Regions from separate parts of the Homo sapiens genome. Here all the other regions are linked to region 4. Evidence: chromatin contacts called from ENCODE Hi-C or POLR2A ChIA-PET data. All regions are on one chromosome and are shown on one strand. Each heading gives the region's core, a stretch centred on a gene start or an enhancer-like site at or near the end of the contact. The rest is flanking DNA. Distances are from core to core; before and after follow the strand shown. Region 1 overlaps ITGBL1 (integrin subunit beta like 1). Region 2 holds the start of ANKRD10 (ankyrin repeat domain 10). Region 3 has its middle 150 kb from the start of LINC01309. Region 4 holds the start of ARGLU1 (arginine and glutamate rich 1).

The links. Hi-C counts contacts between places; a loop is a spot of excess contacts on that map. ChIA-PET counts read pairs that join two places held with the same protein, here RNA polymerase II (POLR2A). Pooled maps may share reads with other maps.
Region 1: a map of CD4-positive, alpha-beta memory T cell shows a loop between it and region 4 (6-fold over the local background). The contact joins the enhancer-like site here to the promoter of ARGLU1 in region 4. A Hi-C loop is called at or near these places in 2 of 168 maps with a recorded cell type or tissue (CD4-positive, alpha-beta memory T cell and naive thymus-derived CD4-positive, alpha-beta T cell), 1 of 37 single-sample maps with no recorded cell type and 8 of 50 pooled maps.
Region 2: a loop to region 4 is called in a map of B cell, with 22 times the contacts of the local background. The contact joins the promoter of ANKRD10 here to the promoter of ARGLU1 in region 4. A Hi-C loop is called at or near these places in 4 of 168 maps with a recorded cell type or tissue (B cell, CD4-positive, alpha-beta memory T cell, GM12878 and 1 more), 3 of 37 single-sample maps with no recorded cell type and 12 of 50 pooled maps. POLR2A ChIA-PET finds 5 or more read pairs at or near these places in 1 of 52 experiments (GM12878).
Region 3: a loop to region 4 is called in a pooled map, with 4 times the contacts of the local background. The contact joins the enhancer-like site here to the promoter of ARGLU1 in region 4. A Hi-C loop is called at or near these places in 5 of 37 single-sample maps with no recorded cell type and 4 of 50 pooled maps.

What each region holds. Positions count from the first base shown.
Region 1 is chr13:101,625,190-101,628,543 of GRCh38, reverse strand. All of the region lies in intron 7 of ITGBL1 (integrin subunit beta like 1), which reads right to left. Among named protein-coding and RNA genes, the nearest start is that of ITGBL1, 170 kb to the right of the region's middle. Within about 2 kb of position 1,348, at least 5 of the 41 ENCODE cell types and tissues checked have a DNase peak (open chromatin) inside an H3K27ac peak, as active enhancers do.
Region 2 is chr13:110,913,319-110,916,673 of GRCh38, reverse strand. ANKRD10 (ankyrin repeat domain 10) reads left to right here and starts at 1,605. Exons shown (of 6, transcript NM_017664.4): 1 at 1,605-1,949. The coding sequence starts at 1,740. RefSeq lists silencers at 764-923, 1,054-1,713, 1,984-2,353 and enhancers at 291-965, 2,464-2,593, 2,317-2,993.
Region 3 is chr13:103,271,638-103,275,080 of GRCh38, reverse strand. No RefSeq gene overlaps it. Among named protein-coding and RNA genes, the nearest start is that of LINC01309, 150 kb to the left of the region's middle. Within about 2 kb of position 2,165, at least 2 of the 41 ENCODE cell types and tissues checked have a DNase peak (open chromatin) inside an H3K27ac peak, as active enhancers do.
Region 4 is chr13:106,566,615-106,569,995 of GRCh38, reverse strand. ARGLU1 (arginine and glutamate rich 1) reads left to right here and starts at 1,859. Exons shown (of 4, transcript NM_018011.4): 1 at 1,859-2,423. The coding sequence starts at 2,077. RefSeq lists enhancers at 1,718-1,787, 1,798-1,917, 1,593-2,503 and a silencer at 2,398-2,697.

The DNA.
Region 1 (3,354 bases), core at 99-2,598, 4.9 Mb after region 4:
GGAGAATTGCTTGAACCCAGGAGGCAGAGGTTGCAGTGAGCTGAGATCATGCCACTGCACTCCAGCCTGGGTGACAGAGCGAGACTTTGTCTTAAAAAAAAAAAAAGAAAAAGAAAAAGAAAAGAAAAGAAATATCAAGAGAACAAAAAGATAAGTCATAGACAAGGAGAAAATATTTGCAAAAGACATATCTGATAAAGTTCTGTTACTTAAAATATACAAATAACTCCTAAAACTCAACAATAAGAGAAAAACAATTTAAAAATGGCCCAAAGATCTTAACAGATGCCTTATTAAAGAAAACATACAGATGGCAAACAAGTACATAAAAAGATGTTTCATATTATATATTGTCATCAGGCAAATGCAAATTAAAACGATGAAATACCACTATACGCTTGTTAGAATGGCTCAAATCCAGAACACTGAAAACACCCAACACTGGCAAGGATGTGGAGAAAACACAGACTTTCATTCATTGCTGGTGGGAATGCAAAATGCTACAGCCTCTTTGGAAGACAGTTCAGCAGTTTCTTACTGAACTAAACATACTATATGATCCAGCAATCACACTCCTTGTTATTTACCCAAAGGAACTGAAAACTTAATGTCCACATGAAAACCTGCAAACCAACGTTTACAGCAGCTACATTATAATTGCCGAAACTTGGAAGCAACCAAGACGTCCTTCAGTAGGTGAATGGTTAAATAAACAGTGGTACATTCAGACAAGGCAGTATTACTCAGCAATAAAAAGAAGTGAGCTCTCAAGCCATCAAAACACACTTAAAAAACTTAAGTGCATATTCGTAAGTGAAAGAAACCAATCTGAAAAGCCTACACACTGTATGACACTCTGGAAAATGCAAAACTATGGTGACAGTAAAAAGATCCGTGCTTGCCAGGGGTTGTAGGGAGAGAGGGGTGAACAGGTGGAGCACAGGGGATTTGTAGGGCAGTGAAACTACTCTATATGTTACTGTCATGGTGGGTACGTGTCATTATAAAATTTACCAAACACATAGAAAATACAATACCAAGAGTTAATCCTAAGGTAAATTATAATAATTACTTTGGGGGATAGTGCTGTGTAAATGTAGGTTCCTGACTTGTAACCAATAGACCTACTGTGGTGGGGTGGGGGATGATGACAGGGGAGGCCATGCATGGGTGAGGGCAGGGAGTATATGGGATCTCCCTGTACTTTCTGTTCAGTATTACTGTGAACTTAAAAGTGCACTAAAAAATAAAGTGTATTACAAAAAGCATTGAAATATCACATGTTTTCTACAAGCTATGGTCTGTGGTCATAATTCCAAAAAAACTTGTAAGAAATATAAAAAAAAATTACATGAAAGAGGAATCTTATAACTCAGACTACACTTTGAGAAGCAGTGAAAATGAAAGTAAAACATGAAACCTGTTACAGAAATGAGTGAAACAGAAAACCGCAAGTTTCAATCCTTATTTAATTCTCGTGTTTTATCTTTATTTGCAGACAAGATGAAGGAGTCTCCAAAAGGTTAAATGACCTACGCAAAGTCATACAGCCTATAAGTGTCTGAATCAGGATTTCACTCAGATCTTCTGCCTCCTAGTCCAGGGCTCTTTTTAAGATATACCAGTGTCTCCCTATTGAAGAAACACTAAGATTAAATTTGGAAAACATTTAATTAGCTAAACCCTTAACTCTAAAATGTTGTTTTCATATTTTAAGGTTTCTGAAATTAGGATCAATTTTAAAATGATTTCTTTATAAAAAAAGATGTACTCCTATTGTCTGAGAATTGGCACATTAACATCAATAAAAATATCTACTGATTAGATTTTCTCCACAACGAAATTATCTTTAATAATAATGTGTGCAGCTGGATTTTAATTTAAATTCAAATCCTTCATTTGTATTAAAAATAGCTTTAGAAAGCACTGAAAAAGGCCATCATATATGCAAAGGACTGTCACAAGCAAAGCAATGCAGATAAAGGTAGTAGAAACTGCCAGGTTTCCTGGAGTAGATGGTACTTTTTAGAGATAGATGAAAGATCTGTCTGATTCAGCAAAAGGGCTATCTCTCGGGGACTCACATCAATCAGTCCCAAGCTAACTTCTAAGGTAAGCTGCTTATTTCGGAGAAAATTGTTATTCACTTACAATGACATTTTTCTAAAATTAAAATGTCCACAAAACTCATTCTTTTCTGTGCCATTAAATTGTAGTGTAATTTTCAAAGTGCTTAATAGATCAAAGATGATGAGAAAGGCTATAAAAATCCATGGGTGGTAGTGATCTTCATTTTAAAATAGCAAAAGCATTCCAGAAAAGTTTGTAGACACTGTCTATGAAGACTACAAATCACCTGGGATCTCTTTAGAATGCAAATTCTGATTAACTGGGTCTGAAGTTGTATCTGAAATACAATTTGATGCTGATACCGTTAGTCTACAAACCACACTTTGAATAGCAAAGGTACAATGGTTAAGAGGCCCATCAACTCAATGAGTCGAAGTTCTACCATTTATTAGCCATGTGATCAGATCCAAGCCATTCCCTTAAGTTCTCCTTTCTCCCTGGGTAAAAGAGAAATCTACCGCATTTTAAAAATACATTATAGGGTTGATGAAAAATACATGTGCAGTCTTTAGAACAGTGTCTAACGCATCATTAAATGCTCAATAAAATTAGCCATTACTGGCCGGGTGCGGTGGCTCACGCCTGTAATCCCAGAACTTTGGGAGGCCGAGGTGGGTGGATCACCTGAGGTCAGGAGTTAAAGACAAGCCTGGCCAACGTGATGAAACCCCGTCTCTACTAAAAATACAAAAAATTAGCTGGGCATGATGGCAGGCTCCTGTATTCCCAGCTACTCAGGAGGCTAAAGCAGGAGAATCGCTTGAACCCAGGAGACAGAGGTTGCGGTGAGCCTAGATCGTGCAATTGTACTCCAGCCTGGGCAACAAGAGTGAAACTTCATCTCAAAAAAAAAAATTAGCCATTACTATTATTAGAAATAAAATACTGAGTGGGACCTGATGAGCCCTTGCAGTGCAGTGTAGTTACACAACTATCGAGCTACCACTGCAACCCTTAACCTACAGAAGAAGCAATATCATCCCTTGAATTCAAATTAAGTCTGTATATGATTTGTTCCTGGCCGGCTGAGTTTTCATTGGCAAAGCAAAGACATACGAAGGCTTAACTGGCAGGAATATAATGAATTTAGAATTTGAGCAGCTATATGGAGAATCCACCCATTTATAACTAAGAAGTTCCTCAACGGCTAAAGTCTGTGCCAAGAGTGTTTACTAAGTCAATCTGTACACAGCAGGGCTGCTGTCACTGGGCTTATTTCTGTCA
Region 2 (3,355 bases), core at 356-2,855, 4.3 Mb before region 4:
CCTGCTTCACTAACAGATTACAAACTCCCTGGGAGAAGATAGATTCTATGTGTCATATTTTCCATTCATTAGCAATTGCTCACTGAATTGAAATATTTGCTACTTCCCCACTATAGAGTGTTTCTCAATGTGTTTCATTCAGCATTGTACTCAACAAATGTTTGCTGTATGAAGACATGTCTGTGTTGAGTGTTTACACCACTAGTTAACAACTTCCCTTTGTTAAATCTTAGGTTTCTATTTTTTCGTTTTATTAACCAATGCTGCAATATGCTTTCTCGTGCATCAGTACTTCCCTAGACATCTAATTGCCTTGTTCAATTTGTGACGTAGAATTTTGCAAAAAGGAAGTTTACACAGCGAAAAACTATATATACAAATGAAATAAAATACATGATTTAAAAAGACCGCATATTTAGAAGCAAAGGAAATATTCATAAACATTGTGGTTATTCCTCAATAGTGAAATTACTGATGCTTTCATAATCAGAATAAAATTACATATGTAATAAAGTCCGTGATACTGTCATTCAAAATAGGGGATTTGGTACTCCCTTACATTTATACAGTTCTCAACAAAAAGCCTTTTATTGTTTGCTCTGTCTGGTCTTCTCGCTTATCTCTTAAACTTGCAAACGTATAGTCCTAGCCCACCGCACTCGGTTCCGAAGAAGGCGTCCCTCGGACAAAACCGAGGAATCTGTCCTGCTCTGTAAGGAACTAGGGCTTGCTGATTCCCAGATTTTAACGAGAATCCCTGCTCCCCGTAGGCGCTCCATAAATTTTTACTGGACAACTTCACCGCGCGCTACTGGGCCTCCGGGAGACCCGTGACTCCCACCCGCTCTGGGCGCGGGCCCGCAGAGCCTCAACCCGCGCCCCCGGCAGCCGGGATTCCCCGCCCGGACCGGCTCCCAGGCTGGAAACATCATGGTCCGCACCCGGGGCGCAGCCGAGACCCACCGCGCCGGAGGCCCCGGGACCCGCTCAGACCGCTGCTTGGCCACTCTACGCCCCTGAGCCCCCCACACAGCCAGCCCCGTGACCTCCGAGCCCCGTGACCTCCGAGCCCCGTGACCTCCAAGCCCCGGAAGCCGCTGTAGGCAGCGGCCCAGCCAGGCCCCGCCCCCTCCACCGGAGCTCCACGCGTCAATTCCAGCCAGGCCCCGCCCCCGGCCGCCCCAGGCGTGGACCCAAGCCAGGCCCCGCCCTCTGCCTGGCTACTCCAGGCGCCCACCGCCCCAGGCGTCCTCTAGCCCAAGCCCAATGCCCGGCTGCTCCAGACGTCGACAGCCCCATGCCCCGCCTCCTAATCGGCTGCTGCTGGCGTCCTCTGGTCCAGGCTCCGCTCCCTACCCGGCTGCTCCAGGCATCCTCTAGGCTAGACCCCGCCACCTACCGGCCGCTCCAGGCGTCCGCAGCTCCAAGCCCCGCCCTCCGCCCGGCTGCTCCAGGCGGCCTCCGGCTCAAGCCCCGCCCCCTGCCCGGCGGCTCCAGAGGTCCGCGGCTCCAGGCCCCGACCCCTGCCCGGCTGCACAAGGCGTCCTCTGGGCCAGGCCCCGCCCCCAGCCCGGCCGCTCCAGGCCCCGCCCCGCCCCCTCTGTGCGCGCTCCGCTCGGCAGCCTGTGGGACGCGACCGCGGCGCTAGTCTCGTTCCTTTGTGCTGCGGCGGCGGCTTCTCGAGTCCTCCCCGACGCGTCCTCTAGGCCAGCGAGCCCCGCGCTCTCCGGTGACGGACCATGTCGGCGGCGGGAGCGGGCGCGGGCGTAGAGGCGGGCTTCTCCAGCGAGGAGCTGCTCTCGCTCCGTTTCCCGCTGCACCGCGCCTGCCGCGACGGGGACCTGGCCACGCTCTGCTCGCTGCTGCAGCAGACACCCCACGCCCACCTGGCCTCTGAGGACTCCTTCTATGGCTGGACGCCCGTGCACTGGGCCGCGCATTTCGGCAAGGTGGGTGCGAACGCTTTAAGGCGCCATTTTCCCCGGCTGTCCAGTGGGAGTCGGGGAAAGCGGGTCTGAGGTGCGGGGGACGTGGGGCGTGCCGGGATCGCGGGGCGGAAGCGGGATCGACGGCGCCTGTGCCCCGAGGGGCCTAGGGCGCCTGTGCGGCAGCGCTCGCGGCCCGGAGTCGCGGCGGGGCAGCCGGGGGGCGCGGGGCGGAAGCGAGGTCGGTGGCGCCTGCGTCCGGAGGGGCCTAGGGCGCATGTGCGGCGGCGCGCGTAGCAAGTTTCTAACAAGGCGGGCTCCAAGGGTCCCGGCGCCTGTTGGCCGGATCCTGTGCGAGCGCGCGCGCGCGCGGATGGTGCGGGGCCCTCCAGGCCGGGCCGGAGGCGCGAGCGATTTCGCAGAGCCGGGTATTAGGCCGCGAAGTCGCCCAGGCGGCTTCCGGGGAGCCGAGCTGGGGTCAGAGGCGCGCGGGGAATGCCCGGGCGCGGTCGACCTTCTGGTTCCGCACAGCCTCGCCAGTAGCCGAGGGCCGCGCTGCGGACGAGCTCAGCCGAGGAGCAAGCGCCCCGGCGGGACTGGAAGGCCCCGGCAGCTGTGTGGGATGGAGGCCGGCTCTCCAGCTTCTGGGTTTGCTTTAAGGCTTGTAGCTGGCCCCGCTTCAGCAAAATTAGTGACGGCTGTGTTTATCTTGGATCTAAATTACTGCAGAAGTGGTTAAATTAAGCAGAATTCTCTTCCCGTGGAGGCTTTACGTTCCCCTCTTTTTTCTTAAACTGAAAATTCTGGGGGAACACAGTGCTGCTTTAAGGTTTTAAAAGGTTGGATAGCTACCGTTTCCTCATCTGTGAAGTCGTTGGGGTACTTGCTCTCAGAAATCTTAAATAAGATTTCACCGTGCATTTCAGAAGTGACTGGTTTTAATTAATATTTCTTAATTCACTGAAATTCAGGGATGTGTATAGTGTTTTTCTCGTAAGTGATGAGATGGGGTTAAATGGTTTTGCAGAAATATGTGAGAGGTAATGTGAAATAAGTTACTTTAAGAAGGCCTGGCCCTGGTAATGTCGTTACCAGCTGATGAAGTTGCGGTTTACCTTGCTGCCCCTGGTGCTACATTCACAAAGCAGCTGTGTCTTTTGGAAAGCAGTTTCTGATTCTTTTAAAGTGGAAAAGTCACTTTTCTTTCAATAAAAGAAATGAAAAGGAGTTTTGACGATCGGGGTGGGACAAGCAAGTTAATCAGTCCTCAAGGGCTGTTAGGTTCCTGTGGCACTGTCTCTGAAGTTGTGCAACCGTAGTACCTGCTGGAGAAAACAGGTGCCCAGGGGAAATGAGTTTCTTAACAAACAAAAGTAATAAAGCCTCCTCCCTGCGCTTCTGCGTGCAGCCTTAAATAGATTTCCCGAGGC
Region 3 (3,443 bases), core at 916-3,415, 3.3 Mb after region 4:
ACCCTCTTTTACTAAAGTCCTTTCAACTATTTTCAGGCCTAATAGAATCTCTGTTTTGATTAGCATAAAGTCAGTTGATTAGGGACTTTAATTATAACTGCAAAATCCCTTCACAGTAGGACCTAGACTAGTCTTTGAATAGTGGAGAGAAGATATGTGTGCTACAAAATAGCTGTGCCTCCCTCAACCTTCCAGCTCCAAAGGGAAAGAGGATGTTACTCATGGCCCACCCTAACCAGAACAGGTGAGAAAAGGAATTCTGGGTGACACAGGATCAATAAAACCCTAGTCAAGACGACACATCAAAAACCCATCATATAGGGTTATTGTGAGGATTAAGGAGACCCTGTATGTAAAACATCTGGAGTACACATAGTAACGAATTACCCCTTAGCAGATGACAAAATTGAGCTCAGAGGAAAAAAAAAAAAAAATAGTGCTTCTGTAACAGTTGGTGTGTAGAGTTGAAATGATAATCTGGTTTTCCTCAGTCAGAAACCTTATTTCTTGCCATGGTTTCTGCGCAACTTGTGTTCCTTTTCTAGACTGAGTCAGAACACAGGTGCACACGTTAAAAGAAAAAAAAAATGTGCAACAGCTCTAAGTATAGGCAGGTTTGCAGTGAGATGATCAAACACATCTAAGGTTCCCAGGCAAGTAAGTTAAGGCAGAGAGATCCCTGGCCTAAGACACAGCAGGGGATTATTACACAGGTGAAACCTCAGGTCATCTTACCCTGCAGGCTGTGTGCACCATACTTCTTCCCTAATAGTCCATCTCTATGTGAGCTTCTAGAAACTTGACTCTCATGTAAATCTGTTTGCATTTTTCTCTCTCCTGATCTGCTTTATAAACAGGATTTCACACTGGAAATATTGTATTACTTCCTTTCAGGTGACTATTGTTATTCTACACATTTAAAATTCATAAAATACTTTCAATGATTCAAGGGAAATTTTGCTTGGGTAGGTTAGGGTAATATTTGTGTGGTTAAAAATGAAAAATGAGCACTATTTCTCCACCCACCATTCTTACAGTAAAGTAGATAAAAATAGACATAAAAACTCTTAGAACTTAAATTGTCAACACAAATTAATTCACTTGCTCTGACTTTGGCAGTCAAACAGAAGCAGGAATTCACCTTGACTAGGCTCAGCCTCCTCCCTAGACATTATCCCAGGATGTGGATCTGCTAGAACACTGCTGACACTGGCCAGGCATCTGCTTTGAACTGATCTCATCCTGTCTTCTCCTGGCTCCATAAGCCTTGAGCAACTAAACTTTAAAATATTCACATTCTAGAATGTCAATCAAAATGGTATCCCAAAGGTATAAGCTATCCAGTTTTGCATTTATAAACTTTGAGTCTTTAAAATATATCTGAATCCAATCATCTGCAGGTCACTGGACAAATATTTACAAATATTTATTAGTCTCTTCTTATGTGTCAGAAAGTCTTTTTGATTCTGAGAACAGCACAGACACAGGGTTCCTGCTCTCAGGAGGCTTATACTCCAGTGAAGCTCCATAGACATTCAACTAGTAAACAAATGTTGAACAATTCAAACTGGGGTGACTGCTACTAAGGAAAGGAATAGGATAGGAAAGGAAAGGAATAGGCTGATACAATTAGATAAGTTAGATAAGTTATAACTTAAAACACTGAGGAGACTCGTTATTCAAACAAGCATGATTGTCTATCCTTCCATAAGTAGGTAATTTGTTAGTATTATCAAGAATTCTACATATTTGATGCATTTTGCTCAGAAGTTAAGTCCCTATATAACCATACTTTTTAATTGTTGAAAAATTGTACATATTAACTGTGTACATGTTTTGAAGTATATATGCATTATGAAATAGTTAAATCTAGTTAATTAACAAATGCAATACCTCACAGAATTATTGTTTTTGTGGTGAGAACACTTAACATCCACTCTCTGCCTTTTTAAAATTAACTATACATATTTTTCATTTAATTGTAGTAGGAACACATGAGATCTGTCCTCTTAACAAAATGTTAAGTGTACAGTATTGTAAACTATAGTCATTATTGCCATGCAGATTCTAGGACTTACTCATGTTGAATCACTGAAACTTTGTACACTTTGACTAATACCTATTTCCCCTCCTCCAGCTTCTGGCAATCACCGTACTCTGCTTCTGTGAATTTCACTATTTTAGATTCCTCATATAGGAGGTATCATGAGATATTTATCCTTGTGACTGGTTTATTTAACATCATGTTCTCAAGGTTCATCCGTGTTGTTGGATCTAGCAGGATATCTTTATTTTTTTAAGGCTGAATAATAGTCCATTGTGTGTATGTACTATATTTTCTTCATTCATTCATCTGTTGATGGGCATTTAGGTTGTTTTCTTTCCTTGGCTATTGTGAACAGTACTGTAATAAACAAGGGAGTGTAGATATCTCCTTGAGACCCTGATTTCATTTCCTTTGGAGATATAACCAATAGTGGGATTGCTGGATCATACGGTAGTTCTATTTTTAATTTTTTTTGAGAAACCTTCATACTCTTTTCCGTAATGGCCATACGAATTTACATTCCCACCAACAGTATGCAAAGGTTTCCTTTTCTCCACATCCTCATCAACACTTGTTATCTTTTGTTTTTTGTTTGTTTTCTGCAACATGGTCTGCCCTAGGTTGTCCAGACTGGAGTGCAGTGGTACAATAATGGCTCAGTATAGCCTCAAACTCCTGGGCTCAAGCAATCCTCATTCCTCAGCCTCCTAAGTAGCTGGGACAATAGATGCATGCCACCACTCCCAGTTATTTTTAATTTTTTGTAGAGACAGGGTCTCACTTTTTTACTCAGGCTGGTCCTGAACTCCTGATATTAAGTGATCCTTCTTCCTCAGCCTCCCAAAGTGCTGGGATTACAGGTATGAGCCACCACGCCTGGCCGTATCTTTTGTATTTTTTGATAATAGCCATACTAACAGGTATGAGGTAATATCTCATTGTAGTTTTGGTTTATGGTTTTTTGATAATTAGTTTGGTTTACAGCTCCTGATAATTATAGACATATAAAATGGTCAATGGGTACATCAAAAGATGTTAAGATCAAAAGATGTTCTTCTTTTTAGAAATGTCTATTCAGGTCCTTTGCCCATTTTTAAGTTATTTGTTTTCTTGTTATTGAGTTGAGATTTTTATATACTTTGGATATTAAGTTCTTATCAAATAAGTGGTTTGCAAGTATTTTCTTCCATTCCATATGTTGCCTTTTTACTATGTTAATTTCCTTTGCTGTGCAGAAAATTTTAGTTTGATGTAGTTTCAGTTATCTGTTTTTTATTTTGTTGCCTAAACTTTTCATGTCCTATCTAAAAAAGAATTGCCAAGACCAGTGTTTTCTTAGTTTGTGCCACTATAACAAGATACCTGACACTGGGTAATTATAAGCAACAGGCATTTG
Region 4 (3,381 bases), core at 610-3,109:
CCCCTTTTTTTTTGCCCTTTTGCCTCCCATCCCTTCCCTCATGTGAGGACACAGTGTTCGTCCCCTTCTGTGGACCCAGCAAAACAAGGCACTATCTTGGAAGCAGATAGCAAGCTCTTATCAGACACTGACTCTGCTGGTACCTTTATCTTGGACTTCTTAGCCTTCAGAACTCTGAGAAATAATGTCTATTATTTATAAATCACTCAGTCTAAAGTATTCTGTTATAGCAGTGGAAATGGGCTGAGATAGGCACTAATTCCAGTTATGAGGTTAGAGCCCTCATGACCTAATCAATATCCCAAAGCCCCACCTTTTAATACTATTGCACTGGTGATTAGGTTTCAACATATGAATCTGAGGGAACACAAACTTTCAGACCCTAGAAGTGCCACTAAAAGAGAGCTCAGAGAGCTAGCTTTCCCCTTCTATCATGTGAGGGCACTGTGAGTAGGTGCCTTCTGTGAGTCATCTGTGAATCTCTGGGTCCTCACCAGCGACCAGATTGGCTAGCACCTGGATCCTGGATTTCCAACTTTCAGAACTGTGAGAAATAAATTTGTTGTTCATAAGCTGCCTAGTTTATGATATTTTGTTACAGCAGTCAACACAGACTAATACACTACTCTTCTTTGTTTCCAAGTTTTCTTGATAATTAATTATGTGATCTTCCATATAAAACTTAAAATTAATTAGTTCTAAAACACATATCCCCAAGAGAATTTGGGACTCTCATGAGAATTGCACTAATTTTGTAATTTGACTTGGGAAGAATTGACAGTATTTTTGATACTGACTACTCACCTAAGAATACAGCATGTTTTACATTTACTAGGGCCTTATTACTGCCTTTTCAGTAAAGGTTTATAATAAAGATTGTGTAACTTGTTAAAGTTTATCCCTAAGTATTTTATGGTTTCTGTTGCCATTGTGGAGGAAATATTATTTCATTTTTAATATGTTTTTGCTTATTCAAATAATTCTAATTTTTCTTCTACTTACTTAAGCTTTATTATTGCACTCAATTTTAAAATTGAGGCACCTAGATTTTCAAGGGTTCCTGTCATCTGCAAATATTAACATTGCCTTTTCCTTTTAGGTCTTAACAATGACACAGTTTGTTGTGCCACATAGGGACGAAGCTTTTCGTGGCTAGGGTTGAGGAGGGCTTGCTGGTTATGTGCAAGGGCTTTGCACAATATGATCTAGGTTCACGTCCCTGCTCTGTCACCTACTGGTTGTGTGACCCTTATTTAACCTCTGTGGACCTCAGGGTCCTCATCTCTGAAACGTGGATAATAGTAGTACTTAATTCAGAATTGTAAGAATTAAGCACTTGTTAATACATTAAAGCATTTAGAAGGCACATTAAGCCCTATAGTAAGCATTAGGTTACATTCATCAAAACCTGCTGCCTACTTACCTCCTGCAAGTCTCATAAGCACTTCAGAAAGTGTGGTGTCTCCATTCTACGAATGAGGAAACTAAGTCCAAGGCAGCAAGTGATGAGTGCAGGGTCACTTGGAGATACATTTTAGGGCTGCCCCACAAGACCAGCTCCTAGAAAATAATGCAATCAATCAACTTCTGCGAGGCCGGACTTAAATCCCACTAAAACGTGCTTAATTCATTCAACAGGCGTTGGCATCTTACCAGGGAGGAAAAAAAAAAAAAGAGTACGCCAAGGCGAAAAGGAGAGTCTCCATCTATTGCGTCTCAGGCTTCCGCCAAGACTGGCGGAAAAAAACGAGTCCGCTCCGAAGCGCTCGCCTGCCTTCGGCAAAAATCGTCAGGAGGCGGGGCCCACGCTTCGGCACGTTTCGCGCAGGGCATTGTGGGAAGGGCGGCCGGTGCAGCCGCAGCTGCCATCTTAGGGGCGCCTGGCGCTACGGGTTTCTCGTTGGAGGCGGCCTTCGTGGCAGCTGTAGACGCCGGGAAAAGGCATAAAGTCCGTTGGCCGACACCTTTCTTTCCTCCGGCCTCGGTAGAACCGCCAGCCCGCGTCCGAAGGCGGAGGCGAGGGGAACTGGCCGCGTGAGGGGCCTGAGGCGAGCGGTTAGAGCGTCTCCCGGAAGGATGGGCCGGTCTCGGAGCCGGAGCTCGTCCCGCTCCAAGCACACCAAGAGCAGCAAGCACAACAAGAAGCGCAGCCGGTCCCGGTCGCGATCCCGGGACAAGGAGCGCGTGCGGAAGCGTTCCAAATCTCGGGAAAGTAAACGGAACCGGCGGCGGGAGTCGCGGTCCCGTTCGCGCTCCACCAACACGGCCGTGTCCCGGCGCGAGCGGGACCGGGAGCGCGCCTCGTCCCCGCCCGACCGCATCGACATCTTCGGGCGCACGGTGAGCAAGCGCAGCAGCCTGGACGAGAAGCAGAAGCGAGAGGAGGAGGAGAAGAAAGCGGAGTTCGAGCGGCAGCGAAAAATGTGAGTGCCCGCGCGGGGAGGGACCGGGGCGTGCGGAGAGCAGGGCGCGGGGCGAGGGCGTGGGGCCGGGGCGGGACGGTGCGGGCCGGGAGAATGGCGGGGACGGTCCGGGGCTGGGGACCGGGCGCGGGAACGGGTCGGAGAGGCGGCGGCGGGGCGGGCAGGCTTGGCGTTTGGAAAGCTTGGGGTGGGACAGACCCAGAAGTTGTTCGGGATGGAAAATTCGAGGGCTTGAGCAGAAAGGGTTTAAGAGAAGGCGATTTTGGCGCGAGAGAGGAGTGGTGTCCCGGAAGTAGGGGTGGAGTTCGGAGTGAGGTCGGAGAGCTGCGTTGGCTTGTGAGGCCGGGAGCGAGCCGGCCTGCAGATGTGGAGGGTGGTGAGCGTTTGCTGGTCGGCTTGAGGAGGAGAGAGAAGGGAATTAACCTTTGAGATGCGAATCACAGCTGGCCAGAAGCATTCTATTGAAGCTCAAATTTGGGACAGGACTTAACTAATCTCGGGAATCATACACTTTAGGTGGTCCGCCAGAAAAATGCATTTTCACTTTAGTGTATTCCTGTTGTTAAGGTGTTGGGATTGCTTTTTTCCCCTTGAGCCTACACCCTCACCCCTTCCTTGAGATGTTAAAAAAAAAAAGCATAGACCTTAAGTGTACAGTGCGATGAGTTTTTTGACCTTTGAATTCACCTGTGTAATCACCATCCCAAAGCCTACCGCTTTTTTAACTTGCTTTCTATTCCTGTAGCAAACACGTGCAGTTTTGTTGTTTCCCTTACACTGTGCTTCTTCAGAAGACACTTGAAGGGTTGATTTTATTTTGGCGTTGCTCCCATGAAGGATATTTAGTGAAAACTAGAGTTAGAGTGTGTTTCCGAAAATGTCAGCTCTCAAGTATTTCTGGCTATGAAAGTAGATGTGGATAAATAATCCCAAACTAAAGGAATTTTTGGGTTTTAAA